Linked DNA regions of Mus musculus: region 2 is linked to region 1. Evidence: chromatin loops called from intact Hi-C (ENCODE). Cell type or tissue: left cerebral cortex. All regions are shown on one strand. Each heading gives the region's core, and the rest is flanking DNA. Links, peaks and the distances in the headings are about the cores only. Region 1 holds the start of Tspan5 (tetraspanin 5). Region 2 has its middle 99 kb from the start of Mir1956.

What was found. Peaks named below come from ENCODE experiments on the same cell type or tissue, not always from the same donor. Only the 100,000 strongest peaks of a DNase experiment are listed, where the experiment ranks them.
Region 2: a loop joins it to region 1, with 6 times the contacts of the local background. A loop is called at or near these places in 3 of 42 quality-filtered maps.

Annotation. Positions count from the first base shown.
Region 1 is chr3:138,733,814-138,750,063 of GRCm38, forward strand. Tspan5 (tetraspanin 5) reads left to right here and starts at 8,395. Exons shown (of 8, transcript NM_019571.5): 1 at 8,395-8,847. The coding sequence starts at 8,767. In left cerebral cortex, for the core only: no CTCF peak of the experiment used is centred there; DNase peaks (open chromatin) are centred at 8,082, 8,381, 8,717 and 8,923; H3K4me3 peaks cover 1,415 bases; H3K27ac peaks cover 1,353 bases.
Region 2 is chr3:138,616,911-138,633,160 of GRCm38, forward strand. No RefSeq gene overlaps it. Among named protein-coding and RNA genes, the nearest start is that of Mir1956, 99 kb to the left of the region's middle. In left cerebral cortex, for the core only: no CTCF peak of the experiment used is centred there; DNase peaks (open chromatin) are centred at 8,715 and 9,489; H3K27ac peaks cover 1,042 bases.

The DNA.
Region 1 (16,250 bases), core at 6,695-9,194:
CCACATGCATCTTGCATGCTTCATTTAATCTATTCTGACCCATGTTTTTACTTTTATTGCCTCCAGTTACTGACTTAATCAGAAACCCTGGATACATGTTTGCTTGTTTATTTGTTTCCATGTGTGGGGATGGTGGAACAGAATCTGACTATATAGCTCAGGCCGGAATCTAATTTTTAACCCCCCCCCCCCACACACACACACATATGAGTACTGGGATTACAGCCATGCATCACTAGACCAGGCTGGGCACAAGAATATGCTGTAGATTAATTAATTAATTGTGGATAATAAAACCTGAATAAACTTCTGATGTATCTGCTGATCCCATTCCTGTTTCTTGATACCAAGTACAGTCACATTGGAAAGTGATGTACCACAGAAGGAGAGTTTTGTTTTCAAAAAGCACACAAAGATTTTTGTTTATTCTTATTTTATATGGGTGTTTGCATGGTCGTGAACCACACGTGTATAGTGCCCAGAGAGGCCAGATGAGGACATCTAATCTGGAACTGTAGTCAGAGGCCCTTGTTAGCTGTCATGTAGGAGAGGAGCTAGGAACTGAACTTGGGTTCTCTGCAAGAGCAGCAGGTGCTTTTAATCACTGAGCAATATCTGCAGCCCCAGAAAGAAAGGTTTTAGAGGTAAAGAAAAAAAATCAATGTTAATAGAGGAAATTACTGGATACAATTAGCATGCCCAGAGTTAAATGGAACAGGATACTGAAAGAGTTGGATTCTATTTAACCTGGGAAAGTGTTAGTGATGGGTAGGAAGGAGGAGTTTGTGGTGGGGAATGGCATTTCAAAGCTATTTGGAAGTTGGAATGAGGTTGGAAATAAAGGGCATATGCAAGCAGTTTGCCTTTAATGAATGAAGCCAACTGAGAAAGAAGCCATTCACTCCAGGATATACTGGGCAATGAGGGCTGGTTCTGGATTGAAAATCATAGTCTCAAAAAGAAACTGGAAGTGGCCCCCAATCTGATGAAGGGTTTCTCTGCTCTGTTTTGGGCACTGACAAATGGAAGATTTAACGAACAAGACTTTTCTCTGCACAATAAGATCAAGAATATTATTTACTAATGGGAAAAAATATGCGAAAACATACATAATAGTTTTCTTTGTACAGTTTCCATGAAGGAACCTTTAAAGGTGTCTTCTAAATATTAGATAATGAGGATATACTGTTTTTCTCTGTAAGGCGAAGCTTTTAAAGATCATGTTGTATTGATTAGAATGTTTTGGACTAAGCTGCAGAAAGAGCCTTTAACTAAATCAGTCCACTGGAAAGAAACAGGTTAGCTTATGGAAGCAGCCGCCAGGAAGGGAACCAGAACAGGGCTGATAGAGGCAGAGGGTGGCCTCAGGCTTGTCTTCAGGTGCCAATGTGCCTGGTGGGTCCCTCGCCCTGCTAAGTGTCAGGAAGCTGTTTCTAAAGCCAGGAGAAACCGAGGAACTGTTACTAAAGGAAAATGGAATGGTGTGTGTGTGTGTGTGTGTGTGTGTGTGTGTGTGTTTTGTATTTTGATTTTATTACCAAATTGTAATATTTCTTTCATTTTATTTTCATGTGTGCCCTTATATGTGTGCACATCTATGTCATGGCTCCAGAGCAAAGGCAAGAAGATGACTGTGGGCGTGACTACTTTCCTTACATCCTGTGGTCCTGGGGACTGAATTCAGATAGTCAGGCCTGTTTTTCAAGTATCCCCACCTGTTGAACCAGCTCACCAGCCCAAGTTATAATGATTTTAAAGTGTAACAATCATGCCATCTATAGGATTGCTTAATCACGTTTCCCTCCTTTTATCTTCCTCTTGGGATCCTGAAAACACATCTTATTTCATAGGTATGGATGGGACAAGGAACCAGAGGGCCATCGTGGTGGAATAAATCTTGAGGATTTTGTTTACTTTGCAATGGAAAAGAAGTACAGTATTCATGAACATGGCCAAAGTGGTGTTTAATTTTATTGCGTTTGAGGTGGGGTGACGGCGGTTTTGATCACAGCTCTTTGCTTAGCAAATTTGAGATGCTCACTACAAAGTATCTAAAGCCAGGGTGAGATGTGAAGAGTTTGTAAATCTCAGGCCTGGAGCCCTGTTGCAAAGTCTTAGAGATGGCACTCTTCCAGAGAACAAAGCCTGTGTGGCATGTGGCGTGTGGCTGCCCACGCTGTGGGAGGTACCTTGTTTTCTCCTCATTTAGAGCCCTTCTTTCTGCAGCAGAGGCTCTGGTTCCCTTGCACAAAATCCTGGAAACATTGTTTCCACCTGAACTGCAGTCAGGGATACCCTTGAGTTAGAATCCCAGCTGAGAGAGAGAGAAACCTGGGGTTGACCTAGTTTTCATTCATCCTGGTTAGTTGCTGTGAGGGTCCACATACAGTCCTTGGGCGTGAAACTCTGAGAGAAAGGAGTGGGTGTGAGCTGTTAGGTCCCCTGAGAAGTTCCCTGTGTATGCTGAACAGACACAGAAACTGGGGTGAGAAAGCATGGAGATGGTGCTGTGAGAGAAATATGGGAGGACTTCGGTGGAGAGTCTAGAAGATGAATCTAGAAGATTCTAAAAGATATATAAGAAACTGACCTAGTTGGGTTTCTCTGTTGCTGTGACAATGCACTGACCAAAAAACCAACTTAAGGGAGAAAAGAAAATTTAAGGGGTTGTTTCATTTTATAATTCCAAGGTCATACAGAGTCTATCACCTAAGGAAGTGGAAGTCAGAGGCGAGAGGAGCTCAAGGCAAGAACCTGGGGCCAGGAACTGAAGCAGAGACCACGGAGAAGTGCTCACTGGCTTGCCCTCCCCCCCGCCCCCAGTTACCCCACCTGCTTTCTTAAAGCACCCAGAACCACCTGCCCTTTACACCACCTACAGTTGGCCAGGTTTCCCACATCGATCATTCATCAAGAAAGTGTCCCCACAAACACTCCCGTAGACCAGTTTGACAGAGACAATTCCTCAACTGAAGTTGTTCCCAGTCTGTGTCAAGCTGACAGAACCTAATCAGCACTGGAACTCAAGAGGAAAATGGTCAAGTCAAGGGGCTTTCTTTCATATGTGTAGAAATGTCACCTTCTCTCCAAGTGTCAAAACTAAAAAAGTGATGACATGGGTAGAGTGTCCTTCAGGATTGGGTAGATCAGCCATGCACTGTAGTGTGACAGCCTAGATTCCTTCATTTTTCCTCTCTGTTGTCCTTAGTGTGGTTTTTATTACCAGGGACCTGCTGTCACATGCAGCATAGTGGAGTTCAAGGGCAATGGGATGTCATTTCTTAAATACAGGAAGATTCCCCCCAAATTCTCCTTACATGGCAGAGAGAAAAAAAAAAAAAAAAAAAAAAGGAGGCCTCTGCACCTGCAAACGCCGGTTCTGGGTAAAAGAAGGCAATATAGCAGGCCATTAGCAGCATGGGCTACAAAGTAGACAATGGGAAATTCAGAGCTTAGGGAAATACAGAGGCCTCAGGGAAGGAGTCAGAGTGGAGGGAGGGCTGAAGATAGGGCAGGAAGACTGAAACAAGATGGAAGGCAGGCGGGCAAGCTGCTAAATGCAGGGTCTGCCACTGCCGTATCTTGCTGTTCATCAACGCAACTGTTAGAACATGCTTTACCTGTTTGCACTGCCACTTAAAAAACCCATTAGCTCTTTAGTAATTAAACTTATTAAGCAGCTTTCAACCTCAGAATTATAAATGAGATGGTTGTAGCAAAATCCCCCACAGATCTCTTTTCGCCTCAAAGTAAGTCAGACTTTATTGGATTGTGATAAAGCTGTATGAGATATGACTGAGATATGACTGCCTTTTGATGTATGTCTTTAGTTATAATTTGCTAATTATCATATATATATGTATATATATATAAAATTGGACATCAGAAACACGAAAACAAAATAGCCTACAATTCCACAGTCATGGTGGGTGTCACTGTGTGTGGAGGCTCCTTGTGATGGCATTGTGTTTGGGAGGGAAAGGATGTGCCCAGTTCTATCGTAGTCAAAAGGGAAATGGTTATCTCGTGGAGTGGGGCATATATCTGGATGACTAGGTGGACACCTCATTATTTTGCTGAGGATATTTTAAATTGTAAGTTTGTTCCTTCTTGTGACTAGCCATTAGTGTAAGATGTCATGAGCGACTCCGTTTCAGACCTGATGCTCTGTGCCTGCTCATTAAGGAAGATGTGGAATTCTCTGCCCACCGTGTCGTGTTGGGATTTCTTCAGGCCACTGCAGCTTGGCTTGCTATACTTAACTCATTCTGGAGAGAGTTTCTGCTCAGAGGCAGCGGTGGCCTTAGTCAGAGTGGATGACCTGCTCAGAGGCAAACATAGCCTCACTCTGAGCACTCTTAGGGTAGAACAGCTCCACACAGCCAGCCACCAGGCAGAACTGTGTCCCATACCCAATCCCTACTATTTCTCAGGAAAAGACTCTTAACATTTTATATATGATTGCGATTCATCTTGTAGAGCATATCATATATATGGTGCAAGAATATGATAAACAAAATATCACTTATGTGACAAGATTTGGAAAAGAAATACTTGTGCACAGATGAGCAGGTCTCACTCTCACTGGTATTTTTGAGTCTCCTGGTTTACATCTACTATCATACTTTCTTTTATTTTCTACCATAGATAGTGTGTTGGTTGGTTTTCGTCAACTTGGGAAGAGGGAATCTCACCTGAGGATTGCCTGTATCAGATTGGCCTGTAGGCAAGTCTGTGGAGCATTTTCTTGATTAATGATTGATGTTCAGATGACCATGGTGGTACCACCCCTGGGCAGTGGTTGACAACTGGGTGTGTAAGACAACTGACTAAGTAGACCATGGGGAGCAAGCCAGAACGAACACTCCTCTGTGGTCTCTGCTTCAGTTCCTGTCTCCAGGTTTCTACCTTGGCTTCCTTCAGTGACGGACTGTAACCTGTAAGTCAAATAAACCCCTTTTCCCCACAGTTGCTTTTCGGTCACGGTGTTTTATCACAGCAATAGAAAGCAAACTACGATCTCTTACTCAGCAAGGAAATATGTGTACACGTACACTTTTGCCAACAGAGTTGTCTTTCTACAACATGGTAACCCACTGTCTATGTTGCTGTGCCCCTTGCATTTTGTCATTTAACAATAGTACTTGAAGATAATTCCATATACTACGCCTTTAAACTTTATAATTTGCCAATAATTGGCATGCTCTGTATAAGCATCATCCTTAATGGCTATAAAACTTGAGCGAATGATTCATTCAATCTTTTAATAAATGTTTACCAGCCACCTGCAGAGCCCAGGTGATTCTGAGATAAGAAGAGATAAACCGCACCCTTAAAAGAGTGGAGAAGCAGCAGGTAAACAAGTAACTACACGTTGTTGCTAAGTGTCAGGATAGGAAAAAGCCTCCAAGATGTTACACAAAGGTGTGGAAGGGTAAGAGAGGCAAGTCAGAGACAAAAGACAAACAGAGGACTCTAGGCAGAGACCAGAGGCATGAGCAGAGGCACAGATGTGGGGAAGATGGCTGTAGTCAGGTGACCGTAAGGAGCTGGGTACAGCCCCACCTACTTGATCTATCAACTTGTGGTCAAGTGTTCAGTATAAATAATGCTACCACATAGAACTTGCAGTATATAGCCTTTCCCATATCTCAGAGTATTTCTTTGGCTACATTCCCAGACACGGGGCTGCTGAGTCAAAATGTGATAGTTTGACCTGAGACATAGAGCCAAAATGCTTTCCAAATGGACCATATCTCTCATACATTGTACGTGCATAGGCCTTGCAATACATTGCAATGCTATGGGTAAGCCAGCACTCCTATGATTAGCAGAAAGTAAAATTACTCCAAGTATGTTAATTTAGATGCCTTAAAAAGATGTGTTTTGTTATTCATTTATTGTTTTGAGACAGGGATTCTTTGTGTAGCCATGGCTAGCCTCAAACTCAAGAGATTCCCCGTGCTTCAAAGGCATGTGTCACCACTGCCCAGCATCAAGGAATATTTCTGTCAAGAAGTTTAACAAATATTCTACATTCTGCATTGCTTAAAAATATGCTGAAAGCATTAATCTTCACAAAAGTAACACTGGCTATCTGAAGTGATAGGGGACTATTCAACTAGTGTTTTGTTTTTGTTTTTGTTTTGTTTTGTTTTTTAGCCATTCTCCAAAATTGCTGATGAGCGATCTGAATTGCACCTTCTCCATTGATCTTCTCTTGTTCTGAGATAGGATCTCAGGCCTCCCACTGTAGTCCAGAATTTAATATGTAACCAAGGATGACTTTGAACCCCTGACACTCCTGCCCCCACCTCCCAAGTGCTGGCAATACAGACACACAGCACCATGGGCTATTGATGTTCAAGATTTTATTTTGAGAGATGTTTTAGGTTTATGGTGCAGGAGGAGGAAAACGTCATACTATGGCATTTCTGTTATATGACATGTCCCCAAAGGCAAAACTATGGAAATATAAAACATCAGTGGCTTGAGTGGGGGAGGGGAATGGGAAATGTCTAGGCAGAACCCAGAAGGTTTTTAGGACAGAGAAAATGCATGGTATGATGCTCTAATGAGAGATGCATGTCATTAGACGTTCATTTAAGCTACGGATAAGCAGCACCAAAGGTGGACCCTAGTTGAGCTCTGGACTTTGAGTGATAATTATGAGTCAGAGAAGGTTCATCAATTGCAGCAAATGAGTCACGTTGGTGGGGAGTGGTGGTGAAAGGAGAAACCATGTCTGTGTGAGAGCAAGGGTACTTGGGTATCACTTAAGGATAAGGCTAAGCCATCAATTGGATTTAATTCTAGTCCTTTTTTGAAAGGTGCCATATAGTGTAAGAGAGACCTCTGCTCTGACTTTTCCTGTGTTCTGCAGCAGTGGATCTATTTATATACAGAAAGCATCACAGCAGCACGTGTAGGCTTAGGTAAAGCTTGTCAGGTCACTCCTGTTAATAAGGAGCCCGATGGGGGCCATTGCTTGGGCTGGGTGGAGGGAGCTAGGGTGATTTCATCCACTGCTTGCCAGAGACATGGTATGGAGTGAGTAGTGTTCCTGGCCCTCCTGCCTTTTGGGTACCCGGATTCGCAACTGTGATTGTAACATAGCCTCCTGAAAGCCAGGTCCATCTAGAAAGAGGTTACTGCAGGTAAAAAGGAAACTTCTTGCCTTATCAGAGCTTGACTGCAGGTTGCAGATTTTGAGCAAAAGGCAGAGGAAGTTACTCAGCAAAATCCTAGGCAGAAGACTTTGAGACCTCAAGTTCTCCACCGCCACCCTGATGGCATCATCTGCAGAGCCTCTTAAACATGCAAAGTTCTGGGCCCAGACTCACTGGCTGGTTCTGGAAATTCTTATCTTTTTCTACCATGGATGTCTAAAGACTAAAGTCAGTTCCCCTAGATGTTGCCACACACTTCTAAGCTGCCCTTTCTTCTCATCCCACAAAACCCTGGCATCTGTTTCCCTGCCCGTGTGCCAAGTGCCTGAAGAGTGTACATAGACAACTGCCGGGTACCTGCTCACCCGTGCTTCTCAAAGTTTCCACTCTCCAGTTCTGTCCTCTCCCAGAGGTCAGGAGTGCCCTGCATCTATAAACCCAACTGGGATTTCCCAGAGGGAGACAGTCCTGTATGTAACTCCTGCATCGCTTCCTGAGCTAGGAGGCAGGTGTGTTCCTTTGAGAATGTTTCATCAAAGGTGAGAAAAATTTCGTGGTGTGGAAGTGGACCTGGGTCAGGACGCCTCTGGGCCAGCTTCTCTTGCTCGCCTCCACTTGCAGGATGATTCGTTTCTTTGGCCGTTGGGAAGAGTGGATTAGTCAGAGAGATAGAGTATCCTTTGAGATACCCACTCCTCCATTCTCTCCTCTTTAATGGCCTAGATCCCTCTTGAACATCTCAACGAAGCCCGCCTGTTCTGCTGTTGGGTGGCAAGGAAGGTGTCTGCTCTTCCTCATAGCAATGCAGGAGGAGGTCGGTGTGATTAGGTGGCAAGGGGACCGTGTGTATGTGTGTGTGTGTGTGTGTGTGTGTGTTGGGAGGAGGGCGCTCACCCAGCCCTCGCTCCCCGAAGCCACCCTCTTTTTCAGGGTCCCTCCGGAGCTGCTGGTGGCCAAGAGAAGGACCCGCAGCTCATCCACGGGGGTCCGGTCCCTCTGCCCTGGCTGCTTTAGGTCTGTGAGCTACGGGGTGTTCCCTCGTCTCTCTCGGCGGCAAGGGGCTCGGGAAGAAGGGTCGGGGAGAAAGGAGGCGAAGAAACAGAGAGACACGCGGACCGCGACAGAGGTGGCGCGGCTGCGTCGTGCGGCTGCCTCTCGGGAGCTCCCGAGCACGAGTCGAGCGCGCGCGCGCCTCGCCGACCCAGGCGCCGGGCGGAGCTGCGGGCCGGGGCGGGCGGAGCGAGCGGCGGGAGGAGCGAGCGGTGGGAGGCGCGCGAGCGGGCGGCGGGCAGCGTCTCCGCCGGCATCTGCGCGGCCGCCTCTGCCCGGAGCCCGGGGACCGAGCGCCGGACCCGCCGCCTGGCGCACCGACGCGGAGCTCCCGCTTTGTGCTCCGTGCCGGTTCGAGGAGGCTTCCCGGAGGCTGCGGCCACCGCGCCCCGGCGGCCTCGGAGGCCCGCGGCTGGAGGTGCCGGAGCTGCTCGGTCCGCGCGGCTGAGCCCCGCGTGCCCCACTGCTCGCCGGGCTGCTCCGAGCCGGGGTGCTCCGGGGCTCCAAACTCGGGCTGGCGGGGCAAGTGTCTTCATGAACCCAGAGGATGTCCGGGAAGCACTACAAGGGTCCTGAAGTCAGTTGTTGCATCAAATACTTCATTTTTGGCTTCAATGTCATATTTTGGGTAAGTTGGAGCGCTCCTGGGTTTCCAAGTGCTGTGGCGGATGGGTGGGCGACGGTCCCCCGCCGTGGTCGCTGCTTTACTTTTCGCCGCCCCCGGAGCTCCTGCCCCAGTCGCGGCGAGAGGCGTCTACCTTCCGCCTTCCCGGCTCGAGCGCGGGGGAGAGAAACACTTCATCCTTTCCAGGACTCGGAGGAGGTGAAAAGAGGAACCAAGCCGGGCAGGGGGCAGCCAGGCCTCGGGGTGGCTTTTTTCTTTCTTTTCTTTCTTTCTTTCTTTTTTTTTTAAGGGGGTGGGGGGGGCGCGAAAAGCTGGGGTACAAATGGGAGGACGGCTCGGCAGTTTGAGAAACGAGGGAGCACACGGATTAGATTTGCTTCCCGTGGGATCTGGATGTTGGGCAGAGCGTGGTGTCATAATGGGGCAGGCTAATCGGGCAGAGCCGACCCCGAGATCCACCTTCCAGCGCCGATCTGATTGGCCGAGGGCTTGGCTCGGTGTTGCCGCGGCTGGTCTGTGCCGTGCTCAGCGTGTATCTCCTTGCACCATCTCCGGCTTTGTGTAGGATGCAGATGCCGTGGTGTGTGGCTCTGTAATGTGCACGTAAATAACACGTCCTGCATGCTCCTCTCCGGCAGTAAAGCGCTCCCTTTGCATAATGGACTGGCCAAGTGGGCGTGCAGGGTGGAGGGATTTATTTCTCTGTGTATCCTTGTGGAATAACTAGTCATCAGTCAACATATGTTTCGGTGTGCGCGTGCCTCGCGTCTTCCCCTTTTAAAGGGGTGACACACAGGTTTTCGGAACCCTTGGAGACATGCAAAGGAGAAGGTGTGTAAGACCTGTTTTGCTGGCAGAGCAGGTGAGCCGCGGCTTGCAAACCGGCTCCCAACCGTGCTCTGCGTGACACTCCCTCGTGCCGGGTGCCTATTGTAATCAGGCTGGGACCCTACTCTTTTGTTGTGATTCTTTTCTGAGACCTTCCAAACGTGTTCAGCAACCAGACAAAGAGTTCTCTAGGACAAGAGGGGAAATGGTTTGTTGGTTGGTTGGTTGGTTGGCATTGGTTGGCAGACCGTGTTATTTTTCAGCCCACCTATTTCCATCCGGGGTCGCCTTCCTCCCTGGCACCTCTCTCTCCATGGGAGGGAAAGATGGTGGCGGACCATAGGGATATCCCCAAGTTTCTGCGAGGTAAACAATGATCCAGTGGTCTGAATCCAGGACATTTTAATTTGGACTCCCCTTAATTGTGGCTGTTTGCTGTAGACATAAACATCTGTGAGAATAGTTGTAGTTATGCTGATCTTCTGCCCACCCCCTCACTTACCAGCTTATTTTATTTTCTCTCAGAGTAGCTATGTGTGTTTTGTGAAAGGAAAGGAAATGGACTTTGTGTCAGCATGTCATCTGTCCTCAGGACTGGACCAGATTGATGAGGGAGTGTGGGAACAAATACCATATACAGCCATTCACGAGTAGTTTTGTTTTTTTTTCTGTCAGTGATAATATATGGTTTCTGGGAGCAACTCCCCACCCCTGCCCCCCTGCTGCAAACAGAGCAAGAGGAAATGCGTTTCTTTCTTTCCTTCTTTTTTTTTTTTTTTTTTCTTCTCTCCTGGACCCTTTCTGGAAATGTTTAAAAGTGGTGGCTAGGCATGCTTCCCATTGAAGTATTCTGATTGCCTTGAACTATGAGAGGCAAGAGAGGCAAGGGCCGTCACATGGGGCTGCAGGGGTGGTTCACCCGGGCCTCTTCTTTCTGCTCCAACACTTCCAAAAGTTGCACATTTCAGCTACCAGGCAACAAAAAGCACCCACGGGCTTTCTCTGCAGTTTCAGAGCGGGGAGTGAGAGGGAAATAAAAAGGAATGGGGAAATGTTTCCCTGGCAGTTTGGTGTAATTTTGTAGCGAGCACAAAGGCAAATTTAGCCCTGTGTCTGGATTAGGCTGCAGCAAACCCCCTGGACTGTGGAGAGCTTCAACAAAATTGCAGATTGCCTGCATGGAGAGTTTCAGAATAGGACCCACATCTTGTCTGATTTTTGAAGTATTACTGTGGGAGGGCAGTAGGTAGGCTTGTGGCAAGTCAGAGAACGGTCTGAGGCCCTGAAACTGAAGGAGCTGCCCTGGGCAGCATTGTTAAGTAGGTGTCTACTTCAGAGAGTCATTTGCTCTCCCTGTCCTTCCAGTGCAGAGGGCCACCTCTAGTTCGTTTTCTATACTGCTCCTGTCTCCAAATGACCTCATATTTAAATGTCCTATTTTATCAGGGCCAGTGGGCTCTAGCAGAAATTAGCAGGAAAACATCCACGTTATCATTAAAAGGAATACACACCAAAATATTAGTGACCGGAGATCTGGCAGCAGCTGCCAAAAACATGCACACTTCTGTCTTCGGCCACCAACCTGCCCGTGACTGTCCAAGATAGCAGAGTCAACACTTCAGTTCAGTTGTACGGTTCTGACGGAGGAATTGGTAACAGAGACCATGGGCTCCCGGTCTTTCATCTTCACATTGACGTGCAGAACTAAATTCGAAATTCATTGAAGACATTTGAACGTAATAGTTCTTGTAAAATAAGAGGGAGCGCACAGTGGCAGCTGTGACAGCTCGGATCTCTTGCTAATCAGCACTCTGTCTGTGTTAGTCAGTTATCTGCCCTGGGCCTTCCTTACTCAGCTATTCGAATGAAGAATTTGGTTGAATTGTGAGGTTTTTCTCTGTCTCTAACAAAGACTTTGTTGAGTTCTAGTACGCCAGCCAGGCAAGATCGAGTCTCAGGGATGAGCAGTAGGCTCTAATGATGGACTGGAGACTTGCCTATAGTTATAGATGGTCCTTTAGTAGACATGCTCACGGACTAATTTGTTTTTCATTCTCTCCTCAATGATCTTTTTTCACTTAAAGAAAGAAACAAAACAACAAACCTTTCACTGAATTTTCCTTGCTTGTTGAGTTATTGGTATGGCACGCATATTTCCCTATCTCTCCCCTGAATCTCAAGTGTGACGCTCTGAGTCATTAGCTGTATTTTTATTATTAGAATCACAGCTTCATGTGGAGGATCCTAATTCTTTTATATAACAGCAGTGCTGATATTGTGAGTAAGAAAGTCAACATCTTGTACAGATTCCTTTCTTGTGAGTTAGCACAGGGCGGTGGGGGGGAAAGCCTTGTTTTTCTTGCTCTATATTGGAAGAACTCAAGCCAGCAGGAATTGATTTTATTGAGGGTGTCACCAGAGGAAGACATGTATCAGAAACACTGAGTTGTCTTTGGGGCGGAGGAGAGAAGAGAAGAAGGTTTGTTTTAAGGTCAGTCCTTTGGGGAGTTAATTTCTCTGTCCTGTCACTGACCGTTTATAGATGTTTTGTTCTGGTTCTTGACACTTAACTGTTTCTCAGAAAGTGAACGTCAACATCCTGGCTACTTATTGCTGCACAGCAAGCTCCCAAACTTTAGAATTTCAAAACGAAACCTCATCATGATAGTTCATAATTCTGTGATTTGACTCCTCGGGGGGCTACTTCTAATGTGGGACCTCCGTGCAGTTGCTGGGAGTTTCTTGCTGTCTCCTTTGGGTGGGGGAACCCCGGGCTGGTGGTCACCTGTGATTGGTGATGCTTACCCATGGCTCAGTGTCGCTGTCAGCTGTGGCACAGAAGGTGGATTTTTCTGAGGTTCGAAGCAGCTTCCAAGCAGTTTAACTGTACTGTCACTTGGCACATTTAGTCTAAGTCCTCATGGAGTCTGCTCAATTGAAGGTTCCATCTTTGGATAGGGAAGTGTCAGGGTCACTTTGTAGAAGGTTATGTGGTGGGCTGGCTAGTTTTATATCCACTTGACACAAGCTACAGTTATCTTAAAGGAGAGCATCTCAACTGAAGAAATGCCCCCATAAGGGCCGGCTGGAGGGCATTTTCTTAATTAGTGATTGATATGGGAGGGACCAGCCCCACTGTGGGTGGTGCTGTTCTTGGGCTAGTGGTCCTGGGTGCTATACGAATCAGGTTGAGCAAGCCATGATGAGCAAGTCATAGTTTCTGTATCAGCTCCCGCCTCCAGGTTCCTGCCCTGCTTGAGTTCCTGTCTTCACTGCTTTGATGAACGGTTTATGTAACTGCAAGATAAGTAAATTCTTCTCTTCTACCCCTGGTTGCTTTTGGTCATGGTGTTTTATCACAGCAATAGTAACCCTAAGGCATGCGGATTTCAGCCGTCATTGGAAAATGATTTCTTAGAAACCATTGATGCGCTGGTCAGCAGAAGCCTCGAGTTGGATGGTGGGACCACTTGATATTTTGTTCTCTGTGCTGTCCCAGGACTAGAACAGCTGTTGGCTGAAGCCAGATGTCTCTTTGGTGTGTTTTCAGATATTGCTTTGTGTTGCAGGTTGGAGGTTTATCCAGAGTAAATGGCGGAATGTTGTATATGCTTTGTTCCCACAGGCCAAGAGGAGGGAGATTCAAGGAATCTTGGGTGGTGGGGTGGGGCGCCAAGTAGGATGTCTTATCTTATGATTCAGTATAAATTTCTAGATGTTCTGGAATGATGGTACATGAGCCGTTTATAAGTCATAATTTTTGTTTTAATTTGCTAGACATCTGTTAGCTTCGATGGCAACCATATGGGAGTCTAAATTGCCTTTTGAATTTCAGGGAGAGGGTTGGAAGAAAGCTAAATGTGGCTATGGAAGTGTCAGGTAGGGAATGTGTGCAGACCTCAGAGGGGAGAGTCACGATGCACCCAGTGTCTTGCCTCTTCCAGCAGTTCACTGTGGGGCTGATGCGTTCTCAATGGACGATGCTCTTGAAGGTTGAAATGGAGCCAGTAGCAAAAGTCGGAAAACCAGATAACATTCCGCCCTGCATAGAAGTTATGAAAAGGGTGAAATAAACACTTCTGCAGTGGGACTTGGAGTAATCTGAGGGACATTTTATATGCTTTTAAAAATCAGAATTTAATTGGGATGCCAGATTTCTAGCAACTTGCATCTTTAGTTTCCCAAATAATCTGGAAGTTAGCATTTGATAAATGATTTTTTTAAGAAAAAAAAAAAAAAAAAGAAGTTGCATTTGGGAGCTCATTTAGTTGGATCTCTCTGTCCCAACATTCAGATTGGCATGCCTTTCCATACAACAGGGGAAAGCAATGTGTTCTTTTGATTTCTACATGGGGCCTTGCTCTTTAACCCAGTGTGGTCTCTAATTTTGGCTCCTGTGCTACTCCTCCATCTCTCACTAGCGGCTGAGGCTTTTTAGCTATAATCTGCTGTGCCTAGAACCGTGTGTGTTTTCAAAAACCCCACAGCTTTACCATTGTGATGTCCTTTTTAAAAGCCTGTAAAAGTATCTGACAAAGACCTATGGTGATATTTTTGTGACCAGTAAAAGAAATTGGAGCACAGAGATGTGAAATGGCTCTCGTGGTGTTGGAGCGCTTGCAGGTTCGCTTGGGGAGTGTTAAGTCGACGCTGTAGCTAGAGCCCCAGTTTCTCAGACTGAAACTTATTTTAGAAGATGCTTGTTATTCTAAAATTAAACATCAAGTAAGTCATTTGCATCTGTTCATAATTGAAAAGTGATAAAGTTTTTGCATATGCCACAATTAACACCACCCACAAGCACCCACAAAAAAAGTTTAGGATGAAATGTTCTTAAAGAGAATGCTAGGATATAATAAATTATTATGTAGTCTGTTGAAAAATTCATAAATGACAATTAGAGTATTAATGAGGGTATTTTTTTTTTGAGTCACATGTTTATTTCTACGCGTAATACCAACTGCCTTAAGGTGACTAACCTCAGGATTCTAACTTACTGTTCAGTACGGGATGATAAGGGCCTCCTGTGTGTGAACAACCATCTCCCAATCGTTTCCTTAAGCCTCGTGTGTCATGTGTTGTCTGGAACACATAGGCATCTAATAACTGCTTGTTGAATGGATGAGCTTCCGAATGTTGAGAAAGCCCATGGGGTTTATCCTTCAAGCCAAGGAAGCCTTGTCTTTCACAACAGGCAGTTAGCATCTAAGGGGTGTTTGTCTTTGGAACATTTAGTTAGAGAGCTGCGTCTGTCTTCAAACCAGATGTAAGGTCTCTCTGAAAATTTCAGCCTCCTAGTTTACTGTTGATTTTTCTTTTTTAATTAAAAATATTTTAAAAATATTATGTATATGGGTGCTTTGCCTGCACATATGTCTGTGCACCACATGCATTCCTGGTTCTTGCAGAAGCCAGAGGAGGATGTTGGATCCCCTGGAACTAGAGTTACAGATGGTTGTGGGCCACTGTGTGGTTGCCAGTGCCCTGAAACACAGAGCCACCTCTCCAGCCCTCCTGGTGCTGACTTCTCACTTGAATTTCTTTTCTTTTCTTTCTTTTTTTATTTTTGGTTTTTCGAGATGGAGTTTCTCTGTGTAGCCTTGGCTGTCCAGGAACTCACTCTGTAGACCAGACTGGCCTCCAACTCAGAAATCCACCTGCCTCTGCCTCCCAAGTGCTGGGATTAAAGGCATTCACCACCACTGCCCAGCCTCACTTGAATTTTAACATATATCTCAAACCTACAGGAAATGTTAGAGGAAACAAATGATAAAGTTTGCTACTTCAGACATGTTATTCATATATCTTTAAGTTTTCCAACTTGTTTTTATCATGGTTAAGGACAAAGTTGTCTGCCTGATGGCTCTCACAAACACAGTGTGGATTTCATCTCGAAGGGTTCTCTCCTTGATAGCCACAGTGCCACCATCAAAGCTAGGAAATTACTCCCGTCCACTTCCCAGGCCTTGGGTCTCCTTCACTCTCCCAATCTCAATAATTCCATTTAAAGCAAAGGAATTCAGGCCAGAACGGCACAATATGTGGGGTTCTGTTAAGGCTCGTCCAGTCCCTCACTATCAAGAGCGTGTGACTGGCATTGCTGGCTGCCCTCCCTGTGGGTTGCCTGTGGGCTCCTCAGGCGCAGGTTCTGGCTGTGTGTTCTGGGGTGGCCGCGGCCAGAAGGGACGCTTTGCTTTCATCCGAATCCCATACGGTGGCAGTGGTTGTTGCTTTAGGCGTTTTCTCTGTCAAGTGTCTCCAATCATGTTACTACTTTTGTTGCTTTGGCAACTTGTAACTGCTTTTTGGCAAGCCACTTCGAAGCTATAGAACTGCCCATCTCTCCTGGACTTCCTATCAGTAATGAATGTCTGTCAGCAGCGTTTCATGGCTTCTCCTTTTCCATCTTGGTATGTTTCAACAACGAATCCAAATTAACCCCTTTTCTCTTAAAGTTGCTTCTGTAAGGCATTGGGTCACAGTGATAAGAAAAGTAAGCAAACCCTTTGCTCTCTTTAAAAAGTTAATTTATTAATTACATCCTAATTGCTGCCCCCCAGAGCTCCCCTTCACAGGGT
Region 2 (16,250 bases), core at 7,681-10,180, 120 kb before region 1:
CTATACATATTGCTTTAGGCTATTTCTAGGCCATTGATTAACAAACAGTTTTCTGTAATTTGGTGATTTTTGTGCAGCCTTCATTGTGGGAACTACACCTCCTTTCTCAGTTTCTTTAGACTAAACATCTTATTTCGGTCTGTTTTGATATGCACTACACTACAGTTTCTAAAATTTTGTTTTCATTTTTTCCAAATGTTATCCAGACCACCTGAGATATGCTTGGTTATTTTATTTCTTCTCCACTAATGGAAGCAGGCAGTGCCCAAAATTTATGAGAAATAATATCAACCAAACTGTCATTATTTTTCTCTTGAGACAGGATCCTGTTTTGTAAGCCTAACTGGCCTGGACTTGCTATATAGACCAGGCTAGTCTTGAACTCACAGAGATCCACCTGCTTCTGCCTCTTAACCTCTAGAGTTGAAGTCACGCACCACCACCAGCCTGGCAGCCAAACTTTTTTTTTTTAATTTTTTTTGAAGGGTTCATCGTATGAACCTTTTTCATTTGTTTGTTTGTTTATTTATTTATTTATTTATTTATTACATGTAAGTACACTGTAGCTGTCTTCAGACTAACTTTTTTTTTGGAAGGGTTCATCGTATGAACCTTTTTCATTTATTTATTTATTTATTTATTTATTTATTTATTTATTTATTTATTACATGTAAGTACACTGTAACTGTCTTCAGACACCCCAGAAGAGGGCATCAGGTCTCATTACGGGTGGTTGTGAGCCACCATGTGGTTGTTGGGATTTGAACTTCGGACCTTTGGAAGAGCAGTCGGGTGCTCTTACCCACTGAGCCATCTCAGCAGCCCCCAAACTTAATGAGCATGTATTTTCCATCTTAAACTCTGTATGGGTTGTCTAATTTTATTATAAAAATAATCCTGTTCTGTGGTCCTACCAAGGTTCTCATTTTACAATGTGAAAATGTTAAGTTTCAGTTTCTCCGAAGTCATACACACCATAACGGTTGCCAGAAGCAGGATTCAAACCCAGGCATTGGCCCATGTTCCTTCCTATCACTAGAAAAACTTTAAAAGGTTAAAAAGAAACTAAAAACCACATGAAGTCACTATTAAAGTTAATTAAAGACAACAAAATAAAAATTATTACTGATATTGTTTGCTATATAGACCAGGCTAGCCTTGAACTCACAGAGATCCACCTGCTTGGAATGGCCACACTGACTTGGAAATCAGTCTCTGGACTAATCATTGTGCAAGTTAATCCAGCTTCCAGAAATCTTGATGAAGCTCACTCTCTCAGTTAGGGTTTTAATGCTGTGAAGAGACACCATGACCAAGGCAAGTCTTATAAAGGACAACATTTAATTGGGGCTGGCTTATGGGTTCAGAGGTTCAGTCCATTATCATCAAGGTGGGAGCATGGCAGCATCCAGGCAGGCATGGTGCAGGAGGAGCTGAGAGTTCTACATCTTCATCTGAAGGCTGCTATGAGACTCAATTCCAGGCAGCTAGGATGAGGGTCTTAAAGCCCACACCCACAGAGACACACCCACTCCAACAGGGCCACACCCTCTAATAGTGCCACTTCCTGAGCCAAGCATATACAAACCATCATACTCGCCCTATGTTGGTTGGATTTTTAAAGTTTTATTCCCAGCAGGAATTACAAAGTTCATAATTTTATGAATGAACATTGCCTCTTCATACTCCATAAAAGTTAAAATGAAATATATTGCTGAAAATGCCAAGTATGGATGAAGAGGTAGTGTGTCTGGGCTCTTACACGGTGAGAATACGATCCAATGCACTGGTTCTCCCCAAAGCATATTCATGTATAGTTCTGATAAGAACTGATTACTTTAATTTTCCAAATTATTATTTTATGAGAAGAAACACATGATCATCTTAGTGCCTAATTTTAAAGGCATTTGATAAAAATTCAATCCACCATGATGAAAATCTTTGAGCTAGTAGTAATAGAAGAAACCTTCATAACTCGATAGTTTCTATTAAAATTCACCCAAAACATCATATATGAGCACAAGGAATGAAAATAGTCCATTAAGTGGGACAAAATATCCACTATCACCATATCTATTTAATATAGAAGGGATACTTTTAGAATTTAATGTGAATTTGAAAGTATTAAGTTAGGGGGCTGGAGAAATGGCTCATCAGCTAAGAACACTAGCTGTTCTTAAGAAGACCTGGGTTCAGTTTTCAGCACCTACATAAAGCCTCATAACCATCCATAGACATTTATAAGGTCTCATACACATAAAGTGAATAAATCGTAAAAATACAGAAAGTTAAAAGTACCAGGCAAGGGCTGGAAGTGCAGCTCTGTGATAGAGTGCACGCCTAGATGTTTAAGGCCCTGGTTCGGAGTACTCTCCAGCCTCAGGAAACAAAACACAAACAAACAAACAAACAAAAAAGAAAAGAACAAGGTGAAAGGCGTGTGGATCATCAAGAAGTAAAACTGCCATTAAGATATTCTTAGGGGGCTGGAGAGATGGCTCAGTGGTTAAAGAGCACTGACAGCTCTTCCAGAGGTTCTGAGTGCAATTCCTGACAACCACATGGTGGCTCACAACCATCTGCAATGGAATCTGATACTCTCTTCTGGTGTCTGAAGAGAGCAACGGTGTACTCATATACATAAAATAAGTAAACAAGGCCGGAGCAAGTGGGACCGGAGTAAGTGGGGAGAGGGGATAAATACATACATAAATACAAATTAATTAATTAATTAATTAATTAATTAATTAATTAATTTAAAAAGGTATTATTATGACTTGTAAGACTTACTCTCCAGTACTCTACATAAAAAGTCCAAAATAATCTGTAGTCTATGAGAATTGCACTCCTATACAGTAGCAACAGATACATTAGAAACATAAGAAAAATTACTTTTCTTAATATCAACAAAATGCTATGTTACTTAAGCATAAATCTTTCAAAAGATGTACAGGTCTGGTTTGATAACAATTACAATGCTGTTGTAAAGAACTGGGACCTACGTAGGCTTTGGAATGGGGATGCTCATTGTCTGTAGGCTGTCAAAAGTCCCTAAGTTAGTAGCCTAGATCAATCCAACCCTGGTCAAACCTCTGCAGGGCTACCTTATCCCCTTTTGTTGAGAGGCTAACTGTAGCATGGAGACCTTAAAGGAAAAGGACCAAGAAGAACTAAGAAAAGCCAGGAAAACAAAAACAATAACAGCCAGATACTACACTGACATTGTCACTTACTGCACTCCAGTAACACCAACAGGGCAGTATTGTTGCACGTGTGGAGAAAAAGAACGCTGACCAGACCAGAGTACCAGCAACAGATCTGTCCCTAATTAAGAAAATGCCCTACAGCTACATCTTATAGCACATTTTCTTCAAAGAGATTTTCTCCTTTCAGATCACTCTAGCTTGTGTCAACTGACAAAAAAATTAGATAGTGAGACCTCCCAGAGTCAACAGTGTCTAGGCTTGTTACCAATAACAGTACTGGGGCTGGAGAGGTGGCTCAACAGGTAAGAGCACCGGCTGCCCTTCTGGAGGTCCTGAGTATAGATGGCTTACCACCATCCATAATGGGGTCTGATGCCCTCTTCTGGCACACAAGTGTACATGCAGATAGATAAGTAAATAAATAAAAATTTTAAAAAACAAAACAATAACCACCAAAAAAAAACCAGTAATAATACCAGCAGACCTAAGTTCTGATCGTGCCAAGCGTCCCACCTGCATCGTCCTCTCAGTCCCCACCATATTCAGCACCACTGTCATTCCGGTCATCCCTTCTTACAACTGAAGCCACCCGTGTCACTGCTTGATGTACTCAAGTCACAGAGCTAGAGAACACCTAGGCTCCCAGTTTCTGTGCCTTGGGGGTGACTCCTGGGGATGAAGGATAAAGGATGATGGGAGGGGCTCACCAGCCTTTCCAGGGTGGACACCTCCAGGGCCCCTGGTGAAGGAGAAACTGGGCATCTTTCTTTACTGGCACTACACCATGCAACTTTGCCTTATGGGAGAACTGCAGGCTCTCTTGGGTGTGTGGAGAAGTGGTCTGCTTCGATAGGGAGATGACAACAGATGCTTGGGGAGGGGACAGACAGGAGGGTCATCAGACAGAGACGTAAGCTCCAGGGAATGTGACAGACAGGTATTTCTCCTGAGGATAAAGGGACAAGACAAGCGTTGGCGGTGTGACTCGGGGATGAACTTCTGCTGACAAACCCTTCCGCAGCTGGCCTTTGCGGTTCCAAAAGGTGGTAATCACTGTCTCAGGCCAGGTTAGAATCCTAGCTCGGGCACTGCTGACTGAGCCTTGAGCCTCTCTGGGACTCAGTTTCCTTCTTTGTAAGAGGCTATGAGATTAGGCGAACTTGAAAGTGTCTGGTATTCTGACTTCTCTGTCAGGGTTTAGCATGTCCACACATGGGCCTGCTGATTTTAGAAGTGATTTTCAAACTCGGCTTTATGGAGACAGTTCAGAAATTTTCAAATGTTGGGGATCGGTTCTAATGCTTTGAATTAATCCGACCCCCCAAATCAGGGATCTGCGTGTCCAAACGCTGAAGGTCCTTGCCCACAATTGTTTTTTGATTGATCAATAAAAAGCCAATGGCTGGGCAGGCAGACTAAGGCAGGATCTTTGGATTTGTACTGGCTAGGAGCTAACTAGAAGAGAGGAAGGAGAGATCTACAGGATGGGAAAGAAGAAAGACCTAAAGACCTGCCGACATGTGAGAATCAGGGAAAGTGGCCATACAGGCCACATTTCCAATTGTGTTTGGGAAGCAGAGATGAAATATAGATTTTTTAAAAGATGTTAACTCAGGAGTACCTTAGGTGAAGCGTTTGCTAGCAGCAGGAAGGATTAGAACTGCCCAGCCTTTGAGCTAGTCAAGGCATTTAATATTAACTGGTGTGTGTGAGTGTGTGTGTATGAGTGTGTATTTCATTCATGAATCCAGATAGCTCCTGGGAGGGTGTGGTGAGCATACAAAACCTGCCAGGAGCAAAGAGGTTTAGCAAAACTACAAAGTGCCATTCACTGAGGGTGATGCCTCTGCATTTACACGCTGGTACTTGAAATGAGGTTCCATCTGAAAATAAAGAGTTCTATTGCTGTGCGCTTTGAAAACCATAAAACCACGTGACAGAAACCCAGTTTGTTTTTGCTTTTGTTTTGTTTTGTCTTGTTTTGTTTTTGGTTTGTTGAGACAGAGTCTCTCTATGTAGCTCTACCTGTCTGGGAACTCACTATGTCAGAGGTTCTTAATGCTGCGACCCTTTCATGCAGTTCCTGATTGTTGGGGCCTGGGATTAGCCACATCCTGACCACTCAGACGCCAATCTCAGATGCGATGAAAATTTATCAAACGCTTATTAAGACTGAACAATCAGGACCACCAAAAGGACCCAAGAGCCTAAATGTACCTGTTCTTTTGTAGAAAAAAACAAAAACATGTTCAAAAATGTGAAAGCAAGCTGTGAAGTGGTGCCACATTCCTGCCTAACCAGACAGAGCATTATCAGCTATCCTTTGAGCTGATTGGTCCCTGGGAAGTAAGAGGGAGGCATACAGGTAGTGAACTGGGAGCTCCAGCATATTGAGATAACAGAGTACAAGGGATTCCACCATAACTCTTTGGCTCATTAGTAACATTTCCCAGTGTGAGTTAAAGATAACTCCTAAAAAGTGGATGACCTTAATCTCACCTTGTAAGCAACATGGAGGTGACTGACATACAAAATGGCTACAGCTATGTCAGGACCATATCACTCACGTTGATTTGGTCAACAAGACAATTACTTTCAGTGTTATTTGTAACCGTGATTTTGCTACTGTTATGAACTATATGTAAACATCTGTGTTTCCTGATGGTCTTAGGCAAGCCCCGTGAAAGGGTCATTCAATCTCTAAGGGGTCAAGGTCTTGACCCACAGGTTGAGAACCGCTGCTGCGTAGACTAGATTGGCCTCAAACTCACAAGTGGTCTGCCTGACTCTGCTTCCAGAGTGCTGGGATTAAAGTCAGGTGCCACTGCAGGCCAGCTAGAAAACTCTTAAGATAAGATGAATTTAAAGACTTAAAGGAATGACATTAAAATTCAGGAGTTTTACACTGAACAGATGGTATGCCCCCTCCATGCTACTGGGGACCTTTCTTCTGTCCACTCTGGGGCAAGCTTTGTGGACCGCCCAACTCAATGGATATCATCTATCTGGGAGAGACTGTTTACAAGTAAAGGCTCTGTGGAAGCCACTGGCTAACCAACAGGATTGTCATCCAAGACTAGCATTCTCTTAAGCATCATCACCACACTGCTGGTGATACAATCGGTTTCAGGACAGCTTGTGAAAAATGAAATAACACAGCATCAAATGTAGTGCAGTGGTTTTAAGACACATTTTCAGTTTAGGAGATTACAGTGTGGAGAAAGATGGATCAGGAACCAAGCATTGACAAGGAGCCTTCCTTGCTGGAGTCCCTGCTGGGCAGTAAGAGGCCAGGGACTGTTTTCTGGAAAATTTTCCCTGGGACCCAGTCATCAATTTGGGTCCTGGCCAACAGCCCCCAGTCCTGAGGAAGTTTATTATGCCCTTGTGAGAGTGAGTTTTGTTTGCAGATGGGAGGCTGCAAATGAGTTGTGTCACCCAATTAAGGGAAACAAGGCTCTCAATGACTCATTTTGATATTTTCTTTTTCTTTCTTTCTTTCTTTCTTTCTTTCTTTCTTTCTTTCTTTCTTTCTTTCTTTCTTTCTTTCCTTCCTTCCTTCCTTCCTTCCTTCCTTCCTTCCTTCCTTCCTTCCTTCCTTTCTTTCTTTCTTTCTTTCTTTCTTTCTTTCTTTCTTTCTTTCTTTCTTTCTTTCTTTCTTTCTTTCTTTCTTTCTTTTTGTTTTTTGCTTGCACTGTGTATCCCTGGCTGTCCTGGAACTCACTCTGTAGACCAGGGCAGCCTTTAACTCAGAGATCTGCCTACCTCTGCCTCCCAGTGCTGAGATTAAAGGTGTGCAAAATCATGCCTGGGCCATTTTGGTATTTTTATCTCTCTCCTTGCAAATTAACTGATCCTGTATTAAGATTTTTTTTCTACAACTTGCTCAAAGAATAGGTATTCATAGTCATTCTTTTTTTTTACCAGCCAGGAGTATCTGCTATTCCTGTAGTTGGTCAATGACACATTCAAAGGCAGGAAAACAGTAAATTAATATCGGTTAGTTTCTTCCCTCCATTTACCCCCAAGGGCAGCTTCCAGATGGATTCTTTGTTAGTCTGTATGGGAAAGGTGGAAGGAGAGCTCACAGCCATGCAGCTAGTGTCTAGAACCATTCCTTTCTGTCCCCAGGCCACCTCCACAGTCTCCACTGCAACGGGACTTTATTTGGTGTGAGCAACGGAAGAACAACTCACAGTGGTTAAAACCACAAAGAGAACCAGCAGACAGAGAAAAGCTGCCAAAGCAGGTCCCAAGCTGACCAAGCACAGGGCTCTTCTCAATCTGTCCTTGGCCATCTTCTGCACTGCAAAAAGCAAACCACAAAACAATTCAAAGACAACATGAACATTCTCTGCATCTATATTTAAATATATATATATATATATATATATATATATATATATATATATATATATATATACAAATCTTTGTGCATGTATGCGCGAGCACACACACACACACACACACACACACACACACACACTCACCCCAGCAGGAGCCAAAGGAGGGATGAAGCAGTGGACTGAACTTGAGCAAAGCATGACCCCTGATATATGTGGGTGAACACTTGATAAAGCATGGCGATTGGTATATGTGCATGAACATGTGATAATAAAACCCATTATTGTGTATACTAAGTAAGATATGAATAATCTTTAAAAGAGAAAAGGTAAACGTCTTTCTTAATCCCAAGAAAACTGCAAGATCAAAAGGCATCCTCTCCTGATAGAAACTGAAGAAGGAACTGAAAGACCCACAACGTGAGGACTCCCCCACGTTCTGACTCAGGAGGGGCGACACCCCAAAATCACCCACGAGAAACAGTCTTGCTGCAAATTGCAAGAGGATTTTTATTCAAGAGCGCTCTCGGGCCCACGGTCATACACCACGCAGGGGTAGAGGACCGTGGCGCCCCGAGTAGCTGAGTAAGGGGGTATTTAAAGGAGAAAAACCACAACTCAAGGAGGTGGGAAGGGCGTTGTTGGAAAATACCAAAAATACCAGATAAGAGTCACAAGGAAGTACAAAGTCACAGGTGTCACAAGGAATACCTGGTAATTGTTAACTCTCAAGACAGTTTCTAAGAGCCCCTAACAATAGCACATTTGCATTGCAGCTTCCGGTAATGGACAGGGTGACTTTCTTTGAATGAATACTCCTTGAACTCAGGAAGTGGGTGGGTGGAGGAATGTCACTATCTGTTTTATGATTAGCATACCTTGGAGCACTGAGTTTACTACTCTTTCAGAACCTCATCTCTTTAAATGAGCTATAGCGATTTCCCTAGAACTCTACTGTGCTACAGGATTCTATATTATTTCATTTGCTAAAACTGGGTCACTTTGTGATGATATGAGATTATTGATTAGCTTAGTCTGACAAGCTTGATCTGATTCCATTAACAAACAAGCCACAGCAAAGACTAGGAACCTGACAAAACGGGTCCGAGATGGGAGGGTTCAGTTAGCAACCAGCAATGTCTGCTTATAGTCTCGAGCCAGTGAGATTCTGACCTGGGCTGATAGGGCATTCTTCAGTCCCAGGTAAGCTAGGAACGTTAGGGTCAGGAGCTCTTGCAGAAGCTTCATCGTACACTAAGCAAGCTTATTAAGAAGTACAACAGCTATAGACAGTGTGCAGGGGGAAAACTGAACAGCGCCAACAGAAACCTGTCACACAATGGGACAAAGTCAGCAGGAAGCTAATCAGGCAGTGTCACACAAGGAACACAGGACATCCCAAATGCATCTCACAGAATACACAGCAGCCTTGGGAATGGTACCTATAGCTCCTTAGGGTGGACTAGGCTTACAAAAAGATCGAAATGCTCAGCAATCAAGCTCTGCATGTCATGACTTTTTCTTGTAGAGAAGTCTCTGGCTAGGGATGTAGCTAGAGTGCTTCTCTAGCAGGGACGAAATTCTGGGTTCAATCCCCTATCCCACCCTGGAAAATTAGTCAGTCAAACTATCAACAAGTCCCCATGCTGCTATCTGTCTCTAACAACTCTTAATAGATTACCCTCAGTTCCTAGGATCATTGATTTCAGCCCAGAAGCGATAGCCGAATGCTACACCATCTCTTGTTAGCATCATATAGAATATTTCAACAACTCATTTGAAACCAGAGCTGTCTCCGATAACCAAACATTCCCAGCTCATCTGTTATGCTTCTAAAATTATTACGAGTGCCTCTTCTCTCTCTTAGAAGTGTCCTTGATCCATCACTCAAGGATTGCCTTAATCCTTCCTGGCACCCACAGTGTTATATAAAGTAGACATGCTTCCCTATATAGCTTATGAGAATATGTCTGAATAAATTACATTTCTATATGTGGTTTCCTATGGGCCTTTTTTCCTGTGGATATATTAGTCACTGCTCACTCCCCTACCCTGCATCAGGCTGCTGTGGCACGAATCTTAAATGTACCCCAACACTCGGTTGTTGAATGTTGGAGGTGTCATGCTATTGGGAGGTGGTGGGAAGTTGTGTCATTGGAAACATGCCCTTGAAGGAGATGCTGTGACCCTACATCTCGTCTCTTTTATTCTTTGCTTTTCTCTCACCATGAGGTGAGCAGTTTCCTCTGACAAGCCCCTCTTCTCCACCCCACCTTTGATGTTCTGCCTCACCACAGTCTAGTAGATACCTGTGCAGAGTGGACCATAGCCATGGAAAGTGAGCAAAACTAAATCCTTCTCTTAAGCTGATTTCCCCCCAAGGACTTGCTAAAGTAACTGAATACAGATTAATACATAGGCATGAAACATAGTGTCATCATTAGCACATGCGATCACACTTAATAATTTCCGTTATTCCTATTTAACCCTAAATCAAGACCAGCAGAGTCAATGATAAATGATAATGCTCTGTACATGAAGGAGTGTTAGAGCCCAATATTGAGTAGCAAATTCTTTTGTTATTATAACCCCCTTCCTGGATGTCCATATCTGTTAGCAATGGCCCAAATGCACCTCCAGGACCATGTCACTTCTCACAGAAGAACCAATAACCACAGCAAAATGTTTCCTCTTTAGTATCACAGGGTTCCAACAGTGAGAGTGACAAGTGCCATCCAGCACTTCTCCCTTAGAAGTAGACAGCATGCATGTCCGTAGGGGCCTCCTAGTCATCATACCAGGGGGTCCATCCAACCTAAAGAGCATCCACCACGAATGTGTGACAACGTTTCTACAGCAGAGAATATACTATGGCTGCATTTGATAAAAGGATACTTAATAACTCAGTGTTTGCTTTCAAGCACAATATTTTAGTATCTAAAAAAAGTATCATAAACTTGGCAGTAGTATTGCCTAGATTTAATATTGCAACAAAGAATGAAACTATAAATGATGTCTTAGCAATGTTGGTGTCTGACAAAATACATTGTTCCCTCCAAAAAGTCATTATTTAGAACTTGTGTTAAAAAAGATCTTCATGAGAGCTGGGGTGGTGGTGCAAGCCTTTAATCCTAGCACTTGGGAGGCAGAGGCAGGTAGATCTCTGTGAATCTGAGGCCAGCCTGGTCTACAGAGTGAGTTCCAGGGCAGCCAAGGCTATATAGAGAGACCCTGTCTTGAAAAACAAAACAAAACAAACTCCAAATGAACGAACAAACAAACAAACAAACAAATCCCAAAACCTTCATTAGTTTTTTTTATTTGAAAATTACAAGGAAGCTCTGCTAACTTCATATAACTTCTGGGCAAAAAAAAAAAAGGAAAACCTGGTATCAAAGAATAAATAGTTGTATAGACACTTTATTGTTCCCGAACAACTGGAATAAGTACTTTCATCCCGTATGCCTCCCTTTTGCATTTTCTCTGGCTCACATGTATGAAAGGACCTTATTTGCATATCATCTTGAACCAGCACATACAGATTCTTGATCTGTTTGCTCTGTTTTTGATCACTGCCTAAACACATTTTTCAGAATGGTCATATTTATGACATATTTTATAATTATTTTTCTTTAGGAAAGTGATTTTGGTCACTTTGATTCTGGTCAATTTTATCAATGGGAGGAATGTACAAACAAGTGATGACGTGTTAGACGGGAGCTGCCTTGTTTAATAAAGAATCTTTACTGGACAGGCTCGAGCAAGGATTTGGCTTTAAGGCTGTAATAGCATTTCTGTGAAAATGACAATGATATTTCAAATGTGTAAAACACGTTTATTGAACCCAAGTCTTTTTGCTGTCTTTTGGGGAGCTGCCAGGGACTAAGATGAGAGCAGGCACACCACGCATGGGCTCACTGTCAGTATTCTTAGGGTAGGACTCTGAGTGGAGTTTGGTTTGTTGTCAACACAATTTCTAGTCATCAAAAAGGTACATGCTCCCCCCAAAATTCAAAAACTAAAATTTATTCTTGAGGGCATTATGCTAAAATAACACTTTAGCCCAGAGAAAACTCAGCTCTCAAGTGTAAACCTTCTTTTTTAAAGACCATCTAAGTTTCCTTGGTAACAACAGTGGTGTTTCTTAGTCCTTGTTGCCTGGAAGCTCTGTCCCGTGCATAAACAAAGGCAGCCCTACCAATCAGCCGTGTGGGTCACCACCACAAGGCCCAGGTAAAGCTCAGAACACCACAAAGTTGTTCTACACAGTAATGGCATTGGCTTCACAATAAATCAGTCTTATGAGATAAGCCTATTCATTTTTCTTCATTCAGGTAAGGACCCCTAAGAGAACATTTATTGAATTATCATTTTTCCCTTTACTTTGAACTTATGGCAGCGTCTGCTTTTCCCTCCATCTTGTTTACCCCATCAGTTAGGTCTTTGGAAAAGATTCTGGATAGGACTAAAAAGCCAAGACTTAAAAGAATTGTATGCTTTTTGTTTGCTTGTATTTTGAGACAGAGTCTCACTATGTAGTCGGAGTTCATCTTAATCTCCTGATCCTGTCATCTCTGTAATCTCATGATCCTGTCATCTTTGTCTTCTCGGTTACAGTATTACAGGCGTAGGTTACAATGTAACCTATGAATTGGTAAGGCTTGGGTCTTTTGCTGGTATCACAGCATAGGTATAGATTTTAGATGTACTCTTCAAGTAGTTTTGAGAACTGTATCTTGAAATGTAAGGTATTTATATAAACTTTTAAATTATAATTACTATATTTTTGATATGAAATGCCCTCACTTAAGTCATTTAATACACGGTCATATTTTTGGTTCTTAAATAGCATATTAAGAATGTAGCTGAAGAGAAATGCACTGAACTAGAAGGTGTTTGAAAGTTGCCTGGATTATGTGCATATATTCAGAAGTGAATGGTTAGGGACTAAGGATATGGGGTTGTGCATTCATAACATATAAAGAACTCTTTTTTAAGATTTATTTATTTATTTTATGTATATGAGTACACTGTAACTGTACAGATGGTTGTGAGCCTTCATGTGGTTGTTGGAAAATGAATTTTAGGACCTATGCTCACTCCAGTCAACCCTGCTCACTAAGGCCCAAAGATTTATTTATTATTATACCTAAGTACACTTGTAGCTGTCTTTAGATGTGCCAGAAGAGGGCATCAGATCTCATTACGGGTGGTTGTGAGCCACCATGTGGTTTCTGGGATTTGAACTCAGGACCTTCAGAAGAGCAATCAGTGCTCTTAACCACTGAGGTCTTGCCAGCCCTGTAAAGAACTCTTGAAACAGTTAAAAAAACACAACCTGCTTTAAAAATGGGAAAATAATTTTAAAACACATTTTTCTGAAGGTGACATACAAATGTCCAGTAAGGGTTGGGGTTTGCAGTGTTACACACTGCCTATAACCCCAGTATTTGGGAGGTAGAAAGAGGCAGGAGGATCACAATTTAAGGTCAGCTTTAGCCACATACATTGAAGTCAGTGTAGGTTACACAAGGCCCCGTTTCATTAAACAAATGAGCAAATGGTATATGAGAAAGTACTCAATGAAGTTTGACCCTTAGAGAAACACACATTAAAATGGCAGTAAGATGCATCTCATTACCCACTGGATTATTATAATAAAAATGTAGAGGGATTGAAGGTTTCGTCCATTGCTAGGGAGACCGAACATGGTGCAGCTGCAGAGAGAGTAACCTGACAGGGGCTTAAAAAGTTAAACATGGAGTTACCATTGGCCTGTGTGTGCATCTGAGACAAATGGAAACGTAAGTCCCGGCCAAAGCTTGTATGTGAGCATTTATAACAGCAATATTCGAGAGAGCCAGAAAGGTGAGTGATGGATGGATAAAGGAGAAGCCATGATCCGTATCACGGGGTGGCACGTGGCAGGAAAGGGTGTGAAGCGCTGGCAGATGCTGTGACCTGGGTGTGCCCCACCCCCACACGCAGCTGTGGGAAGCCAGCCACAACTGACCCACACTTCGTGGTTCCATTCACATGCAACACTCAGAACACGCAAGGCTACAGAGCCGGAAAGTAGATCACTGTCTCTCCAATGTCACAAAGAGTAAGGAGAGAGAGGGTGGAAGCACTAACGAGTCGGAGTTTATAGTTGAATGAAACAAATATTGTATAACTAGGTTGTGATAGAACTTTGAGAATGTACTTACATATGAAGGAGCTGTAAGTTTTTACACGTGCGAATTACATACATACCAGGAAGTCTGTCTCAAAATGTGATAGACAAAATATTAAAAGAAATCTAAACATGGTTTCTTTTCCTCTAGGTAATAAAGGACTCCTTAAATGGGCTCCCATGTTACAAATAACAAAGGAAGTTACTGGTTAAAAAAAAATTGTACTAACTGTCATAATTAGTGATTTCTTTCTTTCTTTCTTTCTTTCTTTTTTTTTTTTTTTTGAGACAGGATTTCTCTGTGTAGCCCTGGCTGTCCTGGAACTCACCCTGTAGACCAGGCTCGCCTTGATCTCAGAAATCCACCTGCCTCTGCCTCCCAAGAGCTGGGATTAAAGGTGTGTGCCACCATGCCTGGCTTAGTGATTTCTACCTACTGAAGAATACCATAAGGAAGTTGAAAGGAGAAGCCAGTCTTGTTATATTTGCAAGCCAGTCTTGTTATATCTGTCTAGTCATAGCAAAGTGCATTGTATTCTAGTCACAATGCACTGTCCTTCTCAAGCCAACTGGTGGCTTTGTGGGGAGGGGTTGGGTCTGGTCAGTGATCCTGAGCTGCAGTGTGACCAGGCAGGTGCTCAGCAAGAAGGTGCAGAGGAGTAATATTGGCACCTTGTTCCCAGGTGTTAGAGCAAGATGACTTGCTGAAGTAAATTTTTCTCAACCAGGAAGCTCTTCTGACCTCAGGGCCTGTCTGTGGTCCAGAGGGCTGTCAATGCTGTCTCACTGAACCTCCCACAGGGAGCAGGGAGCCTCTAACAGATTCATTGTGCCCAGGACCATTTGTACACCTAGCAGGACTATGAAGAAGTTACGGTCACTTCACTGTCTTGTCAAGACCTTGTCAGTTTTTAAGGTTTTTTGGCACCTGTAGACATATCTCATGGCATGGTGACTTCACTCTCAGCTTTGTCCTCAACACACACCCAGAACTGGTACAAGTTGTAGAGTGTGCACCAGGAGGTAAAACATCTATGTCAGGATTATCTGTGAAGCTTAAATGTTAGAAACCACCATAGCGCCCAGTGGGTGAAAAAGAGATACTTTTTAACCAACACTGTGGTACATACATCCAGCCATAAGAGGGATTTGCTTTACAAATATCCTGATAAAAAGAATGCATCTGGCAATATATACATGGAATTCCAATTCTTATAAAAAAAGATATTTATTGTTAATGAATATATATGCTATGAAAGTAAAGATAAACCAGAAAGAGTTAATAACAAAAGTTAGCATAGCAAGCTAACCACCTCTCTCTTTCTCTCTCTCTCTCCCTCTCCCCCTCTCTTTCTTTCTTTCTTTCTTTCTTTCTTTCTTTCTTTCTTTCTTTCTTTCTTTCTTTCTTTCTTTCTTTCTTTCTGAGTTAACTGCTGGCAGGTATACTGGAAACATGGGCAATTGGTTTTGTTTTACCTTGTAGATTATCAGAAGAATTTATTTCATTCTCATTTATATTGCTTATGTTCTTCCTAAAGTGTTTTATGTCCAAATTCTTCCTTATCTCTCCCCCAGCCACCCCACCTTTTTGATTTCTTGAAATAGGGTCTCACTCTATAGCCCAGTCTGGCCTCAAATTTACAACATGCTTCCTGCTTTCAGCCGCAAGTGTCAGACTACAGGGGTGAGCCACCACGACTGTGAAAGATCTCCTTTTTATAAGGACATCAACCATATTGGCAGAGAACCTTCACTTTTTTTTTTTTTAATCCTGATAACCTTGTAAAGACTGTTCCCAAGCAAGGGTGCATTCTATCCCCTTAAAGTTACTGGAGATTAAGAATTTAGTATAACATTTTTTTTGGAGGGGGGAGTAAAACTCAAGCCATAACAATGTTGTGTTTGTTTTAATTGTGTTGACTTTGAGATTTCTTTTGGGGCTCTGGAGTAGATGGCTTGAAGCCTGAATCTGTCTGGCAGTGGACAGGCACGGAGGACTCAAGTGTTCAGGTGACATCCGTGAGGACAGAGATGGTAACTGAGTGTTTGGGGTAGGTAGAAGAAGATCTGGGAACAGGAGGGACAAACCCACCAAGGAGACTCCCAAAAGAGGCGCGTTCTAGAAGAAAAAGGGAATGAGCTATGTGAGAGAAACTTTAGACAGCTGATGACTGAAGTGGGCTTTGGAATGTAGTAGAGGATCGGAAGGAGTGACATGGGTGGAGGCTAGATCAACCTACGCAGAAGATGAAGTAGCCAGGAGCCTGCAGAACACCCTTCAAAATCTTGAATGACAAAGGGAAAATTATAGTTGTGAAGTGGAGGCCACAGTGGGGTCCAGAGAAGTGGTTACCTTGATTACGTTTAAGATGGGCGTGGTTAGGGCATGTTAAACTGATGATTCCGAAGCTTTGGGAGAGATGGGGTTGAAGATAGAAAAGGACAGTTATTGATTATGGCTGTGAACAAACGAAGGGACTAGGAAGAGAGAGTCTCTTCCCTTCAAAGGAGGGAACAGGAGAGTGG